Linked DNA regions of Mus musculus: regions 1 and 2 are each linked to region 3. Evidence: chromatin loops called from intact Hi-C (ENCODE). Cell type or tissue: heart. All regions are shown on one strand. Links, peaks and the distances in the headings refer to the core of each region. The heading gives the core; the rest is flanking DNA.

Region 1 (6,182 bases), core at 831-5,830, 1.3 Mb after region 3:
GTTGAATTTTTTTGTTTCCCTTAATGGCACATAGGCCTCTTGAGGACAGGAACTTATACTTGTTTTCTTCATGGTTTGACTAGGAGGAGGAGATGCCTAATAATTTGATCAAATGATGTCTGAATACATGTATTTTGGTTAGTAATTTACAGTGTCTCATGGAGTCCAAAGGATATGGATGGATATCTCTCTATCTCTATCTATCTATCTATCTATCTATCTATCTATCTATCTATCTATCTATCACTTCTATTTCTTTGGGTTCATTATAGTCACAATTGGCTAGGAATAGTTTTTAAAAAGCTATGTTAAAAACAAAACAAAACAAAACAAGGTAGAAGCCCCCTTACTCTGTCGACATGAAGATCAGTACTCAGTCTTACAGCGGAAGAGATTTAGATTTATCTAAAATGGTCATGGAGTGCCCTCTTTTGGTGAAGCTTCCAGAGAATAAACTGTAGGAATGTTTTATTGAGATCAGCAGTACCACATCAGTACAGCTGGGGGATGTGGCTCTGTGGTATTGTGCTGCTCTCTTGACTAACATGCATGAAATCCTTGGTCCATTTCTCAACAGTGGCAAAAGACAGTAATGTACTTTTAGGTGTCAAAGGTTCATACAGGGTCCAGGGCCTGGTGGGTACCCAAGCTTGACAACCTTGAGACTGTACTAATTGTAGTATGAGCTCATTAGCACAGGGGGAAATTTCCTAAACAGAACTCCAATGGCTCAGGCTCTAAGATCAAGAATTGATAAATGGGACCTCATAAAACTGGAAAGCTTTGGTAAGGCAAAGGGCATAGTCTATAAGACAAATTGGCAACCTACTGATTGGGGAAAAAAAAACCGTCACTAACCCCACATCCGACAGAGGGCTAATATCCAAAATATATAAAGAACTCAAGAAGTTAACCACCAAAAAAACTAAACAACCCAATCAAAAAACAGGGTATAGCACTAAAATGAAAGACAGGCGTGGTGGCACACGCCTTTAATCCCAGCACTAGGGAGGCAGAGGCAGGCGAATTTCTGAGTTTGAGGCTAGCCTGGTCTACAAAGTGAGTTCCAGGACAGCCAGGGCTACACAGAGAAACTCTGTCTCGACACCCCCCCCCCAAAAAAAGAGAACTAAACCGAGAATTCACAACTGAGGAATCTCAAATGGCTGAGAAACACCTAAAGAAACGTTCAAAGTCCTTAGTGATCAGAGAAATACAAATCAAAACGACCCTGATATTCCACCTTACAGCAGTCATAATGGCTAAGATCAAAACCTCAGGTGACAACACATGTTGGAGAAGATGTGGAGAAAGAGGAACACTCCTCCATTGCTGGTGGGATTGCAAACTGGTACAACCAACCACTCTGGAAATCAATCTGGAGGGTCCTCACAAAAATGGAAATAGATCTACCTGAAGACCCAGCAATACCACTCTTGGGAATATACCCAAAAAGATGCCCCACCATGCTACAGGGCACGTGTTCCACTATGTTCATAGCAGCCTTATTTGTGATAGCCAGAAGCTGGAAACAACCTAGATGTCCCACGACAGAAGAATAGATACAGAAAATGTGGCTCATGTACACAATGGAACACTACTCAGCTATTAAGAATGAGGACATCCTGACTTTTGCAGGCAAATGGATGGAACTAGAAAATATCATCCTGTGTGAGGTAACCCAGACTCAGACGGACATGCATGGTGTGTACTCTATGTACTCACTAATATGTGGATATTAGCCAACAAAACAAAAACAAAAAAACCCCAAAACCAACATACAGAATACATAAGATACAGTCCCACAGAATTCAAAAGGCTCAACAAGCTGAAGTGCCCAACTGAGGATACCTCAGTTCCACTTGGGAAAGAGAAGAAAGCAATCACAAGTGAGGAGGGAGGGAGAGACTTGGGAGGGAAAGTGGATTGGGTGGTGGGGCAGTGGGGGCTAGAGAGGAACCTGATTTGGTATTGGGTGAGGGAAAAGGACTGAAGCCCTGAGGGCCTGCAGAAAGAATTTCATATCTTTCTTGTTCATATTCAGTTTCAAAATTTTTTTCTTCCAGATATCTTTTCTTCTTTTACCTAAATCCACATTTTTATCTTTTATTAATTATTTAATTTTCTTTTTTTTTTTTTGTTTCCTGAAACTGGGTTTCTCTGTGTAGCCTAGGTGTCCTGGGTGTCTTGTTCTATAGACCAGGTTGGCCTTAAATTCAGAGATCAGCCTACCCCTGTTTTCCGAGTGCTGGGATTAAAGGCATGTATTACTACTGCGAGTCTTTAAGATTTTAGACATGTTTATTTCATTAGTTTAATTGTGTAATTGTTTTGTGTGTATGCATATTTGTGTACTATATGTGTGTTGTGCCTGCAGAAGTCAGAAGATGGCACTGGGGCCGGGCGTGGTGGCTCACGCCTTTAATCCCAGCACTCGGGAGGCAGAGGCAGGCAGATTTCTGAGTTCGAGGCCAGCCTGGTCTACAAAGTGAGTTCCAGGACAGCGAGGGCTACACAGAGAAACCCTGTCTCAAAAACAAAAACAAACAAACAAACAAACAAACAAACAAAAAAAAAGAAGATGGCACTGGGTCCCCTGGGACTGGAGTTGAGGATGGTTGGTTGTATCACATGCATTATGGCAATTGAACCCCAGGTCTTCGGTGAGGGAAGCCAGTGTTCTTAATCACTAAGCCCTTTCTCTTGCACCAGTTATTAATTGTTTAACATAAGTGTAATTGACATAATACTTTAGAATGGAACCCATTGACCTTTGAAACACAGACACCTCCTCTAGTGAGACCTTCAGCGTGGGAACATAGCGAAGCACAGCTCAGGTGACTTCCTTGGTGGAAGGCTTCCTCCTTCCTGGGAATCCGTCTGTATTCAGAGTAGGAAAGGAGCACCTTTGCTACCCATTTAAGCAGTGTTCAGCCTCCATTTCACTCTGGTGTTGTTAGAGCCATCAGCATAATTACGGAGGACCATATTAGTGTGAATTATTCATACCATCCGTTATAGCTTCAAGCCCTCTGGGACCCTTCCTTTCCTTAAAAGTTCTGGTACAAAATGGTTTAGTAATGCAGGACATTCTATGTTTGATTTGATTTCAGATGGTTTTCCATGCTCCTGAAAACTATGTACAGACACATGTATACAAGGAGCTTGTCACAAGAGGGCACCCCTGCAGCATTCTCTATAAAGTGAATGCCGTTCTGGGTATTAATTCCAGAGGAATGATCATAGAGATGCAGTTTGGACCCACAGAATGAATTAGAAGCTCAATAGACAGTTATTATCGGACAGCATGGGGAGTTCTGTTCATGAAAATTTATTAGTATCATAAGAGGATGTTCATTTATTTAGGGTTTTGGAAATAGGATTTCTCTGTGCAGCTCTGAGTAGTTCTGGAACTCACTGTGTAGATCAGGCTGGCCTGGAACTCAGAGGTCTGATAGCTATGCCTGGCTATAAAAGGATTTTTATAGGTTATACAAAATTCAAATTATTATTTCTGTTTGTGATTTATTCAAGAGCTTCTTTAGCTTAGAGTTCAATTTCCTGCAGAGCACGGTGGTACACACCTTTAACCCAACACTCAGGAGGCAGAGGTTGGCAGATTTCTGTGAGGTAAAACCAGTTTGATACATGCAATGAGTTCTAGGATATCCAGGGCTATATAGAGAAACCCTGTCTCAGGCAAAAAGATAAAAATAAAACTTAATTACCATTTTATTAACACCATATTCAGGGCTACAGTCATCTCAAGCTCCACTTGAGCCGGATCTTAGTTTCCAAGACTATTCCCATGGCGCCCTCTACAGCCCAATCTGCAAAATGGCATTTGGCTTCCTTCAGGCCAAATGATAAAGAGGAAGAAAGAATGCACAAATAGAGGCTACAGGTACAGTTTCTGTATAAGACAGTCCTCCAAATGACACTTCATTATTTTATTTGTTAGGAGTAAGTTATTCAGAGCCAGGCCTGGTGGTGCATACCTTTAATCTCAGCACTTGGAATGTAGAAGACAAGCAGATTCCTGTAGGTTTGAAGCCTTTATGTCTTTCACTCTACAAATAGAAACATTTTCACGGAACTTTATTGAGATTATAGTGATATTTAGTTTATGTTGAAAAATTCATCTTAATAATGTGTAATGTATCAACTCTGGGCAGGGATTGTTTAAATTTATTTAGATTTTGTTTGACTCCTGAGTATGTCTCCCCCCCCCCCCCCCTTTTTTTTTTGAGACAGATTTTACTGTGTCGTTCTGGCTGTCCTGGAATTCACTATTCTGTTGACCAGGCTGGCCTCAAACGCTTTTTTTTTTTTCCTGACTCTGGAGTGCTGGGATTAAAGGCATGCGCCACCACATTCAGTTTGAATTTGTTCATTTTTGAAGATTTAAAAAAATTATCTCGCCAGGCAGTGGGGGCGCACGCCTTTAATCCCAGCACTCGAGAGGCAGAGGCAGGCGGATTTCTGAGTTTGAGGCCAGCCTGGTCTACAGAGTGAGTTCCAGGACAGCCAGGACTACACAGAGAAATCCCGACTCAAAAAAACAAAACAAAACACATTTCAATTTTAGTAAGTGATTTTTTTCATTTCAAATTCAAATTATTTCTAAGCATTATTGGCAACACACAACATAACTTTTGTCTCTTGTCAATTCATATAGTTTGTGGTTTCTTCCTATTACAATGGAAGTCCAACATGTTGGTTCGATTTCAAAATGAACTTGAAAATTACTGTGTGCTGTACCAGAATGCTCAATTTGACGATACACTAGTGATGTAAATGGTTCATAGGATTTAAGAAACACGAAGCGTTCAGCTTCCTGCAGTGCTCTGTACAGCCAGAAGAGAGCCCCAGACCTTAGTAGGCTCTGAGACCTTAGCATAGCTGACTCCTGGACAAAAATACTATTCAGGCTGTAAAACTCAGCATGTAGACAGCGCCATCTGCCAAAACTATAACAAAAACCTAATCCATCAAAGTCCATAGTTACGGGAAAGTCTCTAAATGTACTAACCTTGCCTTCTGGCTTCTGAAGTTCTGCGTCTGGCTAATTGTTCTGAACTGAAATATATCAATCTGGGACATGGATTTTGTGGGGCTTCTCTGATCTCCTGAACATCAAGGGTAGTTGCAGTCTGGATAATAAGACTTTTTATTGGCTTAAACCCATGTTTAGTAGTCTTCTCTGGTGACTACCCTACAAAAGATATCACACCGATTTTCTAAGGCTCCACGTCTCCCACAGAGATATTTGGTCTGATTCTAGGATGAACACACTGAAGCTTCCTTCTCAGGTTCTATACTACTTTGGGATACTTGGGGTTCACATGAGAGAAAGGTGAAGGAATTTCATATCGCGATTATCAGATAGGTACTTGATCTGAATCTTGGTAATTCGATAGTGGACCCGGTGGAAAAATGTCCTTCTATACTTACCATAGTTTCCCAGAGGCTCATGGGTAATGTAGTCCCTAACATACAAGGCCCTCCCACACAGGAGCAGGTAAACAGCTCTGACATTTGGCTGGTAGGCATCTCTGTGTCCTGCGCTCTCTTGGCAGCTACCGCATAGAAAGTCGCATCCAGGCTCTGTGCTGACGCCTTTGCTCAGGCTGTGCGTTTCTTGCAGGGTTTCTGAAGGCGGGTGGGAAAGACGAAAAGAGGAGAGTGGTCTCGGAACCTTCGGGAAGCGGGACCCGTGCCTTCTACTTCAGTGGAAACAGAAACATAGGTGGGTCTTGGAGGAGGGACTGAGTCGCAGTTCGAGGGCGGACCGCAGCGGCTCAGGGGAAGGTGACTGTGAGACCCATCGTTCCCAGTCGGAACAGTCGGCCTGAACAGGGCTTTAATGGTTGCTTTATCCGAAGACTGCGCTAGGAGTATTTGGATCTGTGATTCCATCAGTCCAAAAGGGCCAACACGGACGCTCTGCCAAGGAGGTGAGAGCCCAAGATGGCGACTTGGGGGTGAGGGCGGTTCATGTCTGTGGATTGTCAGGGCCGGGAAGCCTCCTGTGTGAGCTCACATTCCAGTAAAGAATCTTGCTACCTGCTTGGCATCCATTTTTTGGGAGAGTTGGGGTGGAGAAAGATCGTTAATCTGAGACCGGATTACAAAACTGGGAATTTTCACACGACCCAGAAATCCCAAACTGCGAGCCTGGG
Region 2 (6,182 bases), core at 842-5,841, 790 kb before region 3:
TCGATAAATGGGACCTCATAAAATTGCAAAGCTTCTGCAAAGCAAAAGACACCGTCAATAAGACAAAAAGGCCACCAACAGATTGGGAAAGGATCTTTACCTATCCCAAATCGGATAGGGGACTAATATCCAATATATATAAAGAACTCAAGAAGGTGGACTCCAGAAAATCAAATAACCCCATTAAAAAATGGGGCCCAGAGCTGAACAAAGAATTCTCACGTGAGGAATACTGAATGGCAGAGAAGCACCTGAAAAAATGTTCAACATCCTTAATCATCAGGGAAATGCAAATCAAAACAACACTGAGATTCCACTTCACTCCAGTCAGAATGGCAAAGATCAAAAACTCAGGTGACAGCAGATGCTGGTGAGGATGTGGAGAAAGGGGAACACTCCTCCATTGTTGGTGGGATTGCAAGCTTGTACAACCACTCTGGAAATCAGTCTGGCGGTTCCTCAGAAAATTGGACATAGTACTACCGGAGGATCCCGCAATACCTCTCCTGGGCATATATCCAGAAGATGTCCCGACCGGTAAGAAGAACACATGCTCCACTATGTTCATAGCAGCCTTGTTTATAATAGCCAGGAGCTGGAAAGAACCCAGATGCCCCTCAACAGAGGAATGGATACAGAAAATGTGGTACATTTACACAATGGAATACTACTCAGCTATTAAAAAAATGAATTTATGAAATTCCTAGGCAAATGGATGGACCTGGAGGGTATCATCCTGAGTGAAGTAACCCAATCACAAAGGAACTTGCACAATATGTACTCACTGATAAGTGGATATTAGCCCAGAAACTTAGGATTCCCAAGATATAAGATACAACTTGCCAAACGCATGAAATTCAAGAAGAACGAAGACCAAAGTGTGGACACTTTACCCTTTCTTAGAAATGGGAACAAAATACCCATAGAAGGAGTTACAGAGACAAAATTTGGAGCTGTGACGAAAGGATGGACCATCTAGTGATTGCCATATGCAGGGATCCATCCCATAATCAGCTTCCAAATGCTGACACCATTGCATACACTAGCAAGATTTCACTGAAAGGACCCAGATATAGCTGTCTCTTGTGAGACTATGCCGGGGCCTAGCAAACACAGAAGTGGATGATCACAGTCAGCTATTGGATGGGTCACACGGCCCCTAATGGAGGAGCTAGAGAAATTACCCAAGGAGCTAAAGGGAACTGCAACCCTATAGGTGGAACAACAATATGAACTAACCAGTACCCGGGAGCTCTTGTCTTTAGCTGCATATGTATCAAAAGATGGCCTAGTCGGCCATCACTGCAAAGAGAGGCCTATTGGACTTGCAAACTTTATATGCCCCAGTACAGGGGAACGCCAGGGCCAAAAAGGGGGAGTGGGTGTGTAGGGGATTGGGGAGGTGGGTATGGGGGACCTTTGGGATAGCATTGAAAATGTAAATGAGGAAAATACCTAATTAAAAAAAAAAGAAAAAAAGAAAAAAAAAAAGAAAAGATTTGTAAATTTAGAAGAAGAAAAAAAGAAACGGGAAAGAAATACTCATTTAAGCTACCACAGAGATGAAATATGAATCTCAAAGCCTTGTTGGATGTTCCCAGCCCTGTGAAAGCACAGGCAAGCAGGCAGATCTATGAGTTCAAGGTCAGACTGGTTACATAGTAAACCACACCAGCCATGAATACATTATTAGGCCCTGTCTTACAAAACAAAACAACAAAAACATGTTGGGAAAGGCAGATTGAAACATCAATTTCAAAACATCAGTTGGCTATGTCAGCTTGACATACGTCGGGAATTAATTAAAACCCCAACATGGAGGGCACATGGTGAGGGATTTTTTTACTTAATTGGAAGTAGGAAGACTCACTTCCTACCTTTGAGGTAGGAAGACATTCCTTTATCCGGATCTTTTGAGCTGGGAAGAGCCACCTCAAATATAAGCCACAACTTCTGTGGGAAGAGGACATGGAAGAAAGAAGCTCTTTGCTTGCTTGCCCTCCCTCTCACTGTCATTAGGAAGTGCACTGAAGACCAGCTGAGACACACAGCCTCACGGACTGAGCAAACACTGGATTTTTGGACTCAACATTCATTCATAGCCACTGTTGGACTGGCTGGACTGCAAGCTGTTAAGTCGTTCTAATAAATCCTCTTTCTATTTATAGACAGATTCATTCAATCAATTCAGTTACTCTAGAGGACCCTGACTAATACACATGTCAACACAGTTCGAGAAACAGGGATATTGTGTAGATTGGTTGAATGGGACCAGACCATGGTTCTCTTAGTAGGATAAGGGACTGAGCTGTGTTAGAAGTCAACAGTCAAAAGATCAGAGAGACAAACAGGCAGTCTAGCAAAGTAGGTTTCTCACAGAGTTTGTTTGGTACGAGGGATTAGGCAGCTGTATTTGGTAATGTGTGTATTCTTAATTACCAAACACAGTGGACAGAAATTGTGGATATTGATCTCACTCCTCCCCACCCTTCATCCCCATACTGGGGAGTATTCAAGATCTGTACAAGCTACACAAATGAATTGTACTGAGCCTAGACTCAATCCCAATCTTAAAACTGAAGAAATCCAGGTAATTCTGCCCATGTGAGAAAGGTAGGATTTGAGTTCAGTCCTCAGGCCGCATGCAAAACTGCCACTTTAGCTACTTGTCAGATTTTAGGAAAAAAGGCGAAGCTAAGGAAAAAAAAAAATACAACTGTGCTGCTCTGTAGTACATTTTCACATCTATTTGATACATTTGTCACTAAGAACTAGGCAAAACCCACGAAGAGATCACAAACCATTAAAATTGCTGACCATTAGCAAAAAGGAGCATTTTACCCCCTAAAAGTTTCTTGTTTGTGTAGTAAATATGAAATTTAAAGTTCGCAGACAGGCTGGGGAGATGGTTCAGCGGCTAAAATGCTCGCCAGGGCAACCCATCTCGCCCCGCGCACGCGCACATTGTCCCGCGCACGCGCCTACTGCCCGGCGCGCTCGCTCCCTCGGTCCCGCGCATCCGCGCTCCTGTGCCACGCACACGCGCACCAGGCTCCGGGCCGCGCGCCTGGCCCATGCACGCGGTCCCGCGCACCGGTGCTCCCTCCCTTACCCCAGGATTAGCAGCGCACTCTGCAGCCGTCTCCGCACTTCCAGGAACACGCGCGTTTCCGCCGCAGCCACCGCCATGGCCGACTCAGGGACCCACGCGGGACCGAGCCCACAGTTACTAGAACCCGGACAGGGTGGGAGCACGTGCGGCCGTAGCAGGCGGCTGGCTCCCAGGCCAAGGTAGCGCGAAGGGATCCGGCGGCGGCCGTCTGTCGGCTAGAGCGCCACCTACCGGGAAGAGAGCGCACTGCCGAGGCGCCGACCTTGCCCCAGTGGCCGCTCTAGTAGGACAGGTGCGACCCAGAGAGCAGAGCTGACCTCCACTGGAAGGATGTTGGATGGGCTTGACTATGACTACGAGCATTTCTTTCCCTGAAATGAACAGAAAGCTCAGTTTGGGCCAGGGGAAGCTCTTCTCTGGATAGTTGAGTAGGATGAGGTAGATAATGGAGCAGAAGCTGTACAGGTGGTACTTCCCATAGGTCCAGAGCCCCAAAGCCCACTTTATCGGAGTCTCCTTTATTTGAACTAGAACAGTTTATTAGCTTCCGTATGATGTATCCAAAAATATCCACAATTGATTGGCCATTACATTTCGCGCTAGATATGGTACTTCCAAGACTGAAACAGTTGCAAAAACCAGTGTAACCACTAAAAGACTGGTGGACTTGTATCTTGACTGACCATTCATGTAACTTTTGAGAAGCTAAAAGGAAATGAGTAATTTCTGATATACATTCCCACTATACTGCAGAAATAAAAGAAGTCATAACTTAATTGCTCCTACAAGATACATTTCGAAAGTTTGATGCAGTAAAAGATCTAGTGTGGTATAAACAAATATATCAGGCCATAGGATTTCAGTTGGACACCTTTTAAGAATGGAAAGCTGTTATTTAAAACATAGCTTGTATAATGGGGATTGTCTTAGTTAAGGTTGCTTTTGCTGTGATGAAGCAACAGTACCAAAGGCATTTGGGGAGGAAAGCATGTGTTCAGCTTACACTTCTATACCACTGTTCATCATTGAGGGATGTCAGGACAGGAACCCAAACAGGGCAGAAACCGAGAGGGGGAGCTGATGCAGAAGCTATGGGAGGGTGAGTTTACTGGCTTGCTCCCATGGTTTCACTGAACCTGCTTCCCCATAGAACCGAGGATCACCGACCCAGGCAGGGATAGCACCACCCAACATAGGCTAGGCCCTCCTAGGTCAATCACTATTTTAAAAAACGAGTTACAGTTAGGTCTTATGGAAGCATTTTCTCAATTGAGGTTCCCTCCTTTCAGAAGACTCTATCTTGTGTCAAGTTGACATAAAACTAGCCAGGACTGAAATCCTGTTTATTGATGTTCCATTTCATAATTTCATAGTTATAATTATCTGACATTGAACAAACTGGAAGCATTTCTAAATAGGTTTAATCCAAAGAGGATGGCGTATATCTGCAACCCCAGCATTTAGGAGACTGAGGCAGGATTGCTGAAAGTTCAAGGTCAGTTTGGGCTATGTGAGTACAGGGCCGTCTAGAGCTATGTGGCAAGACTGTCTCAAAACAAAAACTGGTCTTAAGTATACTGAAAATGTGATTTCAGATAACTTTTCTAATATCAACCTTTGAGGTGTTTTAAAGTTTATCATGTTGCTATATAAATTCCTGTTTCATTCCAACAATTTGAGATCATAAGAGGGAATAATAGCTTTAAAAAGTAAAAGCTTTGGGATGGAGGGTTGGCTTTGTGGTTAAGAGCACTTGGTTGCTGTTTCACAGGACTGGGAAGCTAGGTTTATAGCACTCATAATTGCTTGCAACTTCAGAGCATCTGACCTCTTTTTCTGGGCTCCATGCATGCACACACATACCTGTGGCACTCCCATATAAAATATAAGTAAATAATTTTTGAAAAAAAGCAAAGGTAACTACTATTTGGTGGCAACTCATTTATTTGAAGGACAATTGTTCTCTTATACTTTTAACACAGAATATTACTTAAATTTTGGCAATACTTAATATTGACACCTAGCAAAATACACAGCGTCCTCAGATTAGCGTGCTCCTCATATATGGTTTAAAACTAGAACACGCAAAAACACTTGTAAAGACAACAACCCTTTCGAATACGCGTTTGAAAGACGGCTAGATACAAAAAAAAGTGCTAAACTGGCTCTCGGTTTCACACAAACTGTGCCTGAAATGACGCGCATAAAGTGCTGGTGGATCCAGATGATCGTACTTAAATAATACTTCAAAACTGTTTTCAATTCCCCCATTCCATCAAAATGATGGTTCGCTGGCTCCTTGCTCACACCTTTCCCGCCTTCCCTCCGCCGTCTCTCCGGTCGCCCGCACGAGGGCGCTGTGGCGCCGGCTAGCCGTGGCCGCCGAGCAGCGGACGGGGACGGGGGCGGGGACGGAGGCCGCCGACGTCGACGCCGGCGTGGGCGCGCGCGGTGCACGCTGGTAGCTGTCACTAGGCCCTGGGCTGGCGGCCTTCGTGCGGCTGCCGCGGTTGCCAAGAGAGCGGCGCCAGCGGGGAGCAGCAGAGCCCGCGGCAGGTAACAGCGTCCCCGCCCCCGGCGCGGTCGCGCGGCGAGACGCGGCACGGTTCGGGCGAGCGTCTCCGGGCTTGGCCTGCGGTGGTGGCGTCGGGGTGTCACCGCCCGGCCCCCACCTGAGCCCGCCTCTGGGTGGAGGGAAACGGGCCCTGACCTGCCCGGGGCGAGCGGTGGGACCCGGGGCCTGTCCGCCCGTGGCCTTCGGCGGGCAGAGCCGGCACGGGGCTGAGGGGTGGTGTCACCTGGGCGCGGGTGCCCGGCGCCTTTGTTGGAGGCTTCCCGGCACCCCGTTGCCTCGCCAGCCCGGTGGGTCCCTTTTAGGATCGAGGCGACACCGAGGCCCGCCGATGTGCCGGTGCAGAGGGTTGGGAAGCAGAGCCAAGTTCACCAAGAGGAAGCCGAGCTAGCACACGGAAGTTGTTAACAGTCCTCACCTTTGATTTCCAAGGCTTTGAAAGTTGCCCCATCGCTGTACTTAACCTCACCCTCATCCTGTTGAGGAGGGAATAGCACG
Region 3 (6,182 bases), core at 618-5,617:
GCTGCATGCAGCCATCCAACTAGGAAGATACGAGGGCTGCCATCTAAACCTCTGAATTATCATCAGTCTGAATGTCCGGTATCTCTATCACTTTCCAGTCAGTCTTTAAACATACTACCTCATTGAAACATTCCATTTCTTGCTCCTGAACCCCAGTTTCTTTGTCTACATACAGGGATAGAACCACTGACCATTCCGTGTTATGGCAAAGATGAGAAAGACAAAGGATGAGTATCCGCCCTTCCAATCAAGATTTTCTTCACCGCTTTGCAGGTTATTATCATCCAACGGAACCAAATCCCTGGCCCTCAGATAGTAAAGACAATGAGAATCAAGGCCTTCATAAAGGAATACATGGTTGGTGGGAATAACAGAGCATACGACTAGCCAATTTCATGTGTAGGCAAATATTGAGAAGAGATTCACATACATCCACACTCACACTTGCGTGATTATTAAGAGCAACATTATTCATGACTGTCCAAAATGGAAGGATCCCAAATGCTGTCAACTGACAACATATAAGCATTATATCCACAAAATGGCAAACCACTCTCTGAAAACACCATGCTAAGTAAAAGAAGCCAGACTTCAGAGACCACACATCCTAAATGGTTCCATTTCTATGAATATCTGCAACAGCCAAACTTGGAGACAAAGCAGTAAGGGATAACCCAAGGCTGGAAGGACAAAGAGCCAAGAGTAATGGTTAAAGGATAAGGGTTTCCTTTTAGGAATGATACAGGCATTCTGCAACTGACTATGGTGAAGGTTATATAATTCTAAAACAGTTGTCATACAAACTTTAAGTGGGTGAACTGAATGGTTTATGAATTGTAACTGAAGAAAATTAACTTTAAAAAAAAATTAGGTTGAACCACTCCCTTATAACCAGAAATTGAGCAAAATATTTGTTCAACATGGTTCTCTTTCTCTCTCTCTCCGTCCCTTTCCCTCTCCCTCTCTCTCTCTCTGTGTGTGTGTGTGTGTGTGTGTGCATGTGTTTGTGTTTGCATGTGAGCGCGTGCACACATGCACCTTGGAGGGAATGCTGCATTCACTGGGACCGCTGGGTAGACTGGGTGAGAAGATGGCATTGAGCTAACAGGCAGCAGCATTTGAAATGAGTCGAACTGAGGACGGCTGGATAATTCTGTAGGTGCAGGTAGAAGGGATGAGCTGATGGGGTGGTTTATGTTTTCAGAAGAAAGCACTCAAGGATGGATCTTACAAGATGAATTTACAATAAATATTACAATAAATACAGCTTGAGCTTACCTCCTTCATAAACCGTTCAAATTCTTCATCAAGGTCTACTTTGAAATAGTGAGCCATGGTTAGTAATTTTCACGTCACAAAGCAAGTATCTTAAAATTATTCACAGCATTGGAAACACTAAATGACAGAAACAGATGGAAAAATAAACACCTCTGGAGGAAAACAATCATTAAACATCATTAAAACAACACTACTTTAAACTTCAACTTCTCAAGACAGTTTTATATATGTACACACATATATATGATGTAACTTGACAGTTATATTGCAATTACGAGACACCATTGGAGGTCTAATTCATTGAAGCTAACTGACTTGGGAAAGTAGCTTATGAAGTATGTCTTCTCAAGGTTGATCATTACATTTCATCCAGTCGCTAAGAGGTGGGCTCCAGGATCTTTTCCACTGTATATGTATTTGTCTCTGCTAATACCTCTCAGAATCCAGGTCCTCACAGAGAATATTAAAAAAAAAAAAATTAAAAGAGCAGGAGTGGAAAGACTAATATTTTTTCTTGTAAAGCACAGTATACAGGTTGTGCTTCCGGATTCACGTATTTTCAAATTAAGGGTTTTGCAAAATAGACTTTCTATAATCAGGATTTTTTTCCAGACATAAACTAAGTGAATTTATAAGACTCAGAATATAATAAAGAATTTAGTGGTGCATCCCAGAGATTTCTACACTTAGGAGACAGACAGCTCTTTAGTTGGGAGGTTAGCCTGAGTTACAAGCCTGAATTTCAGGTTAGTCTGAGCTATATAGTGCAATCCTGTCTTAAAACATCCCCAACGAGCACAGAATACCCTTGGAAGTTAATGACACACATTAACTACTATTTATGTTTCTCTTGAAGCAAAGGCAGGCTAAAAGAAACAATGCCGCGAGCACCTTTAATGGGATCTAGTCAAGTTGTCTCAAAGCTGGACTTCAGCTAGGAGAGGCCATCTTCAGATCTGTCCTAAACCTTTGGATTTAACTCTTTAGGGCAACACGAACAAACGCTAGTTTTCTTTTCTAAGGGACGGCAGCAGGTTTGCCCACCATCTTTCAGTGGAATACTTAGTGCTTTTATTTGCATTTTCGACTAAGAGGTCTTAGGGTCAGGATGAGGAGTTGGACAAACAGGTTAGTCAGAGGCAAACCCCACGAAAGGGCCCTCAGCTCAGTCCAGGCTGCAGGAAGCGCAGATTTGGGGGCTAGCTCGAAGCAAAGACTTGGAGTCCCGACAGAGGAGCGGAGTAATGCGCAAAACAAAGTTCGGAGACCCTGCCTGAGGTACAACCTGGAAACAACAACAGGGTCGCAGACAGCCACAACGCCTCACCTACCTGCTCCTGGGAGCCCGCGCTCTCCCGGAAAGTCCCGGCGAGCGGGCTGTTGTCAGGGCAACAGACCCCTACAGGCGGGCTCCCGGGTGTCACGTGATCCTGCCTGCCACGTGACCCAGGGAGCAGCCAGACAAGCTGTCAGTCTTCTGGTGACTCTCAAATAAAGATTGGAACCTTCACGGCTCTGCAGGATGTGGCGGCCGTAAGGGACGTGGGCGCGGCAGCAGTGTGCACATCCCGCTTTCTCTTACTCCCGGAAATCCCGAGCTCAGCTAGCCGGCCGGGAAGACCCAGGCGCAAGCGCACCATCTAGAGCCAGCGCGTGGCTTTCTGGGAGTTGTAGTTTAGTCCCTTTGTGCTCGTCCTTCCGCAGCGAGCTGCTCTTCTTTCCAGCCTTTCCCACCCTTTTCATTTGAAGGCTACTGTCCAGGTTGAAAGTTTTAAAAACGGTGTAAGAGGGTTGATTTCCTTCAAGTAATAAGCCTTGTGTGGGTGTTATGAGAAAAGTACAAATGCATTAGAAATAATTCCGGTGTTAGAAGAGATGTCCGCCACCCAGTGGACAAGCATTTGAAAATACACAATACCAAGATTCTCAGTGAGAGCCTTGCACTAGTTCAGCAGCTCTGGTTTTTCTGGTATCCTGCTTTTCAAAGCTCTCTTCTGCAGTGGTTTGCTTGAGTTTTTATTTTATTTTACTTTTTTACCCGCTCTCTCTCTCCTCTTTCTTTCGCTCTCTGGATACGTATACACAGGCACACCAAATCAGAAGACAACATTTTGGAATGAAAGTAAAATCTTCAAACAGTAAAGGTCTTTGCCTCTGGTATACATAGTTCTGTACCTCCTTTCTGGCCTGAACTTTTCACTCAACAATGCATATTGACATCTGAGTGTGTACAAGCCAGAAACTATCCGATTAAAATGCAATAATAGAGACCTGTTTTAAGCTACCATTTTAAGCTTGGTGAGAGCATTATGTACATTATTTAAATTTTACAATTTACAAGTCAACTTAATTCAGCTTATGGCTTTTCTTTTAGTACATACTGAATTGAGCACATTCCATGCCCTATAGACGTGGGTTCCGTGAAGCAGACAAGTAGCCCAGACAACTGTTAAAGGAGTGCGGCAAGAAGAGCTATGGTGGCTAGTCATGTACACAAGCTGAGAAAGTTGGGGGATTTTTTTCCACTTGAGGTCTCATTTCAGTCTCACTCACCATAGTTATTTTTTACCATCAACTTGTTAGGGTCCAAGATCTTGGGAGAATGATACCCTAAACTAAGTAGTATGCAAAAGCAAAGAATGTTTATTCAGCAGAATTTCCTGCAAGGAGGGGTCTCCTCATTCAGGAATGGACACATGTAGTGAGTGGGCTTGCAGGCCTAGCTTTTATATTTGTCAGTTAGGGGAATTCCAGGGAGGAATTTGTGCCATTTTGCCTTGATTGGTTAGCTCTATCTCTAGAAGTTTGACTGATTCTACAATTGGTTAGGGCTCTGGAGACTTCCCAGGTTTGGGGTGGGGAGGGATCTCTTATCCATTCTAGATACCTATTCTTACTTCAGGCCAGATGACAAGGTGTCCACAGATTGGCTGCCTGTGGCTTGGTTTGCTGACCACAGGTTCCTGGACTTAGGGTCTCATTTCTGGGAAACAGAAAGTTAGGCCTCGTCTCCCAAACTGTTAGTTTATTTTCACCTTATCCATCTTTCGTTAGATTTTCCAATTCAGCTTTACCCGCACCAGACTACTAAAACAATTCTTGGTGGGGGTTGCTAATTTTCTCATAGGGTGTTGCAAGATTGTAGAAAACAAATTTCTATGACATAACCTTAGTTAATATGAAAACCCTATTTGTGCTTGTTCTAGATTTCCCTTTGAGCTCTAGTGTTCTCTTACGCGCGTTTGCGACCGGCCAGGAAAGACGCAACAAGCCAGAATCTTCTGCGGCAAAGCTTTATTGCTTACTCAGGAGCAAGAGAGGAAGAGCGCGGCAGAGAGAGGCAGAGAGGAAGAGAGAGAGAGACGCAGAGAGAGGCAGAGAGAGGGGCAGAGAGAGAGAGGCAGAGAGCAGAGGAAGAGAGCAGAGGAAAAGACGAAGAGAAAGAGACAAAGAGACGAAGAGACGAAGAGAGGGAGTGCCAGAACCCCGTCCCTTTTAAGGAGAATTATCCTCCACCTAGGACGTGTCACTCCCTGATTGGCTGCAGCCCATCGGCCTAGTTGTCATCACGAGAAAGGCAGAGCACATGGCGGGAAAACTGCCCCTGCACATGTGCAGATTATTTACTACTTAGAACACAGCTGTCAGCGCCATCTTATAATGGCAAATGTGAGTGCGGCTCCCCACAGTGTTCTATGTATGATAACCTAATTCATATATATTCACATAATACCCTAGAAACATCTCTCTGTAGACCAAGCTGGCCTCCAACTCAGAGATCCATATGCCTCTACCTCTTCAGTGCATGCACTATGCCCACCACACACTAGAGCCATCTCTAAAGTAATAGAAGCCTTGCGTTTTTGCTTGTGTGTATGCATGTGTGTGAGAACACCTGAGTGTGCATGTATATGGAGGTCATAGGTTGACGATTGGATGTCTTCTTCAACTGTTTTCTACCTAATCCATTAAGGCAAGGTCTCTCACTAGAGCCCAGCGCTTACGATTGACTAGTCTAGCTATCCAGCTTGCTCTGAGGATCCCCTGTCTCTGCCCTGAATGCTCTGATTACAGCCATCTATTACTCCCCACCTAGCTTTTACATAGTGCTGTGGATCTTAACTCTGGTCCTCATTCTTGCACCACAAACACGTTACCCACTGAGCCATTCCTTTCAGCCACAGAAGCCTTGATTTTATTCTTTTCATATACTTATTTCTCTAATTCTCATGTGACATAGCAATTACTTGACATAAATCTTGCAGTTTTCTCTTCCCTATATGTACTCAATCATGCCAAACTACCTTTGAAATGTGTCTTCCTTCAATTCACTTCTCTAAATCTTAAGTGCTGATGTTTTGACCCACAACATTATTTCCTGAACTACTTCCCTAACCTCCTGCTTTTTCACTTGTTCCCCCTAGCATACTGTCTATACAATGACATTGTCTATATAAGAGGTCATTATTTGACAACATAAACTAGGTTAGTTCATTATTTAGGATCCTTCAAAGAATTCTTGCTAGATCAGGCATAGCGGTAGAAGAGACCATGTGACACAGTTGCTACCCCTGGAGCAGAGCCGGCAGGATGTGGGGCTCCTGGAGTGCTGATGGTTGCTGTAGGTGTAAGGTTTGTTTGCATAATAATAATATATATATATTCTCATACTTACACACACACACACACACACACATATGTATATGTATATGTATATATTTCATGTTCCTTCTTTGGGAATGTCCTTGCCAAGGTTATCAGGGACTGTTCTCTCTGCCAAGGTTAATGACTCCATGATAATCAGAAACAGCACAATTCCAGGAGGTGAAGGTGTGTTTGGTGTTTCTCAGCAGTTTGGTGGCTATGACTTTCAGGACAGCCCTTAAGTCTATGGGAAAGAACCC

Evidence for each region. Peaks named below come from ENCODE experiments on the same cell type or tissue, not always from the same donor. Only the 100,000 strongest peaks of a DNase experiment are listed, where the experiment ranks them.
Region 1: a loop joins it to region 3, with 3 times the contacts of the local background. A loop is called at or near these places in 3 of 42 quality-filtered maps.
Region 2: it touches region 3 in a loop (14-fold over the local background); 3 of 42 quality-filtered maps call a loop at or near these places.

The regions. Positions count from the first base shown.
Region 1 is chr9:88,542,552-88,548,733 of GRCm38, forward strand. Zfp949 (zinc finger protein 949) reads left to right here and starts at 5,469. Exons shown (of 6, transcript NM_001142943.1): 1 at 5,469-5,957. In heart, for the core only: CTCF peaks have their summits at 3,156 (motif pointing right), 3,826 (motif pointing left) and 4,859; a DNase peak (open chromatin) is centred at 5,620; H3K4me3 peaks cover 1,037 bases; H3K27ac peaks cover 720 bases.
Region 2 is chr9:86,461,629-86,467,810 of GRCm38, forward strand. Ube2cbp (ubiquitin-conjugating enzyme E2C binding protein) reads right to left here and starts at 3,288. Exons shown (of 10, transcript NM_027394.2): 1 at 3,113-3,288. The coding sequence starts at 3,189. Dop1a (DOP1 leucine zipper like protein A) reads left to right here and starts at 5,526. Exons shown (of 39, transcript NM_177208.3): 1 at 5,526-5,668. In heart, for the core only: a CTCF peak has its summit at 5,457; DNase peaks (open chromatin) are centred at 3,093 and 5,663; H3K4me3 peaks cover 1,598 bases; H3K27ac peaks cover 1,381 bases; H3K27me3 peaks cover 294 bases.
Region 3 is chr9:87,252,654-87,258,835 of GRCm38, forward strand. It overlaps Cep162 (centrosomal protein 162), which reads right to left and starts at 2,879. Exons shown (of 27, transcript NM_199316.2): 1 at 2,610-2,879; 2 at 1,279-1,395. The coding sequence starts at 1,335. In heart, for the core only: a CTCF peak has its summit at 3,148 (motif pointing left); a DNase peak (open chromatin) is centred at 2,788; H3K4me3 peaks cover 1,534 bases; H3K27ac peaks cover 1,281 bases.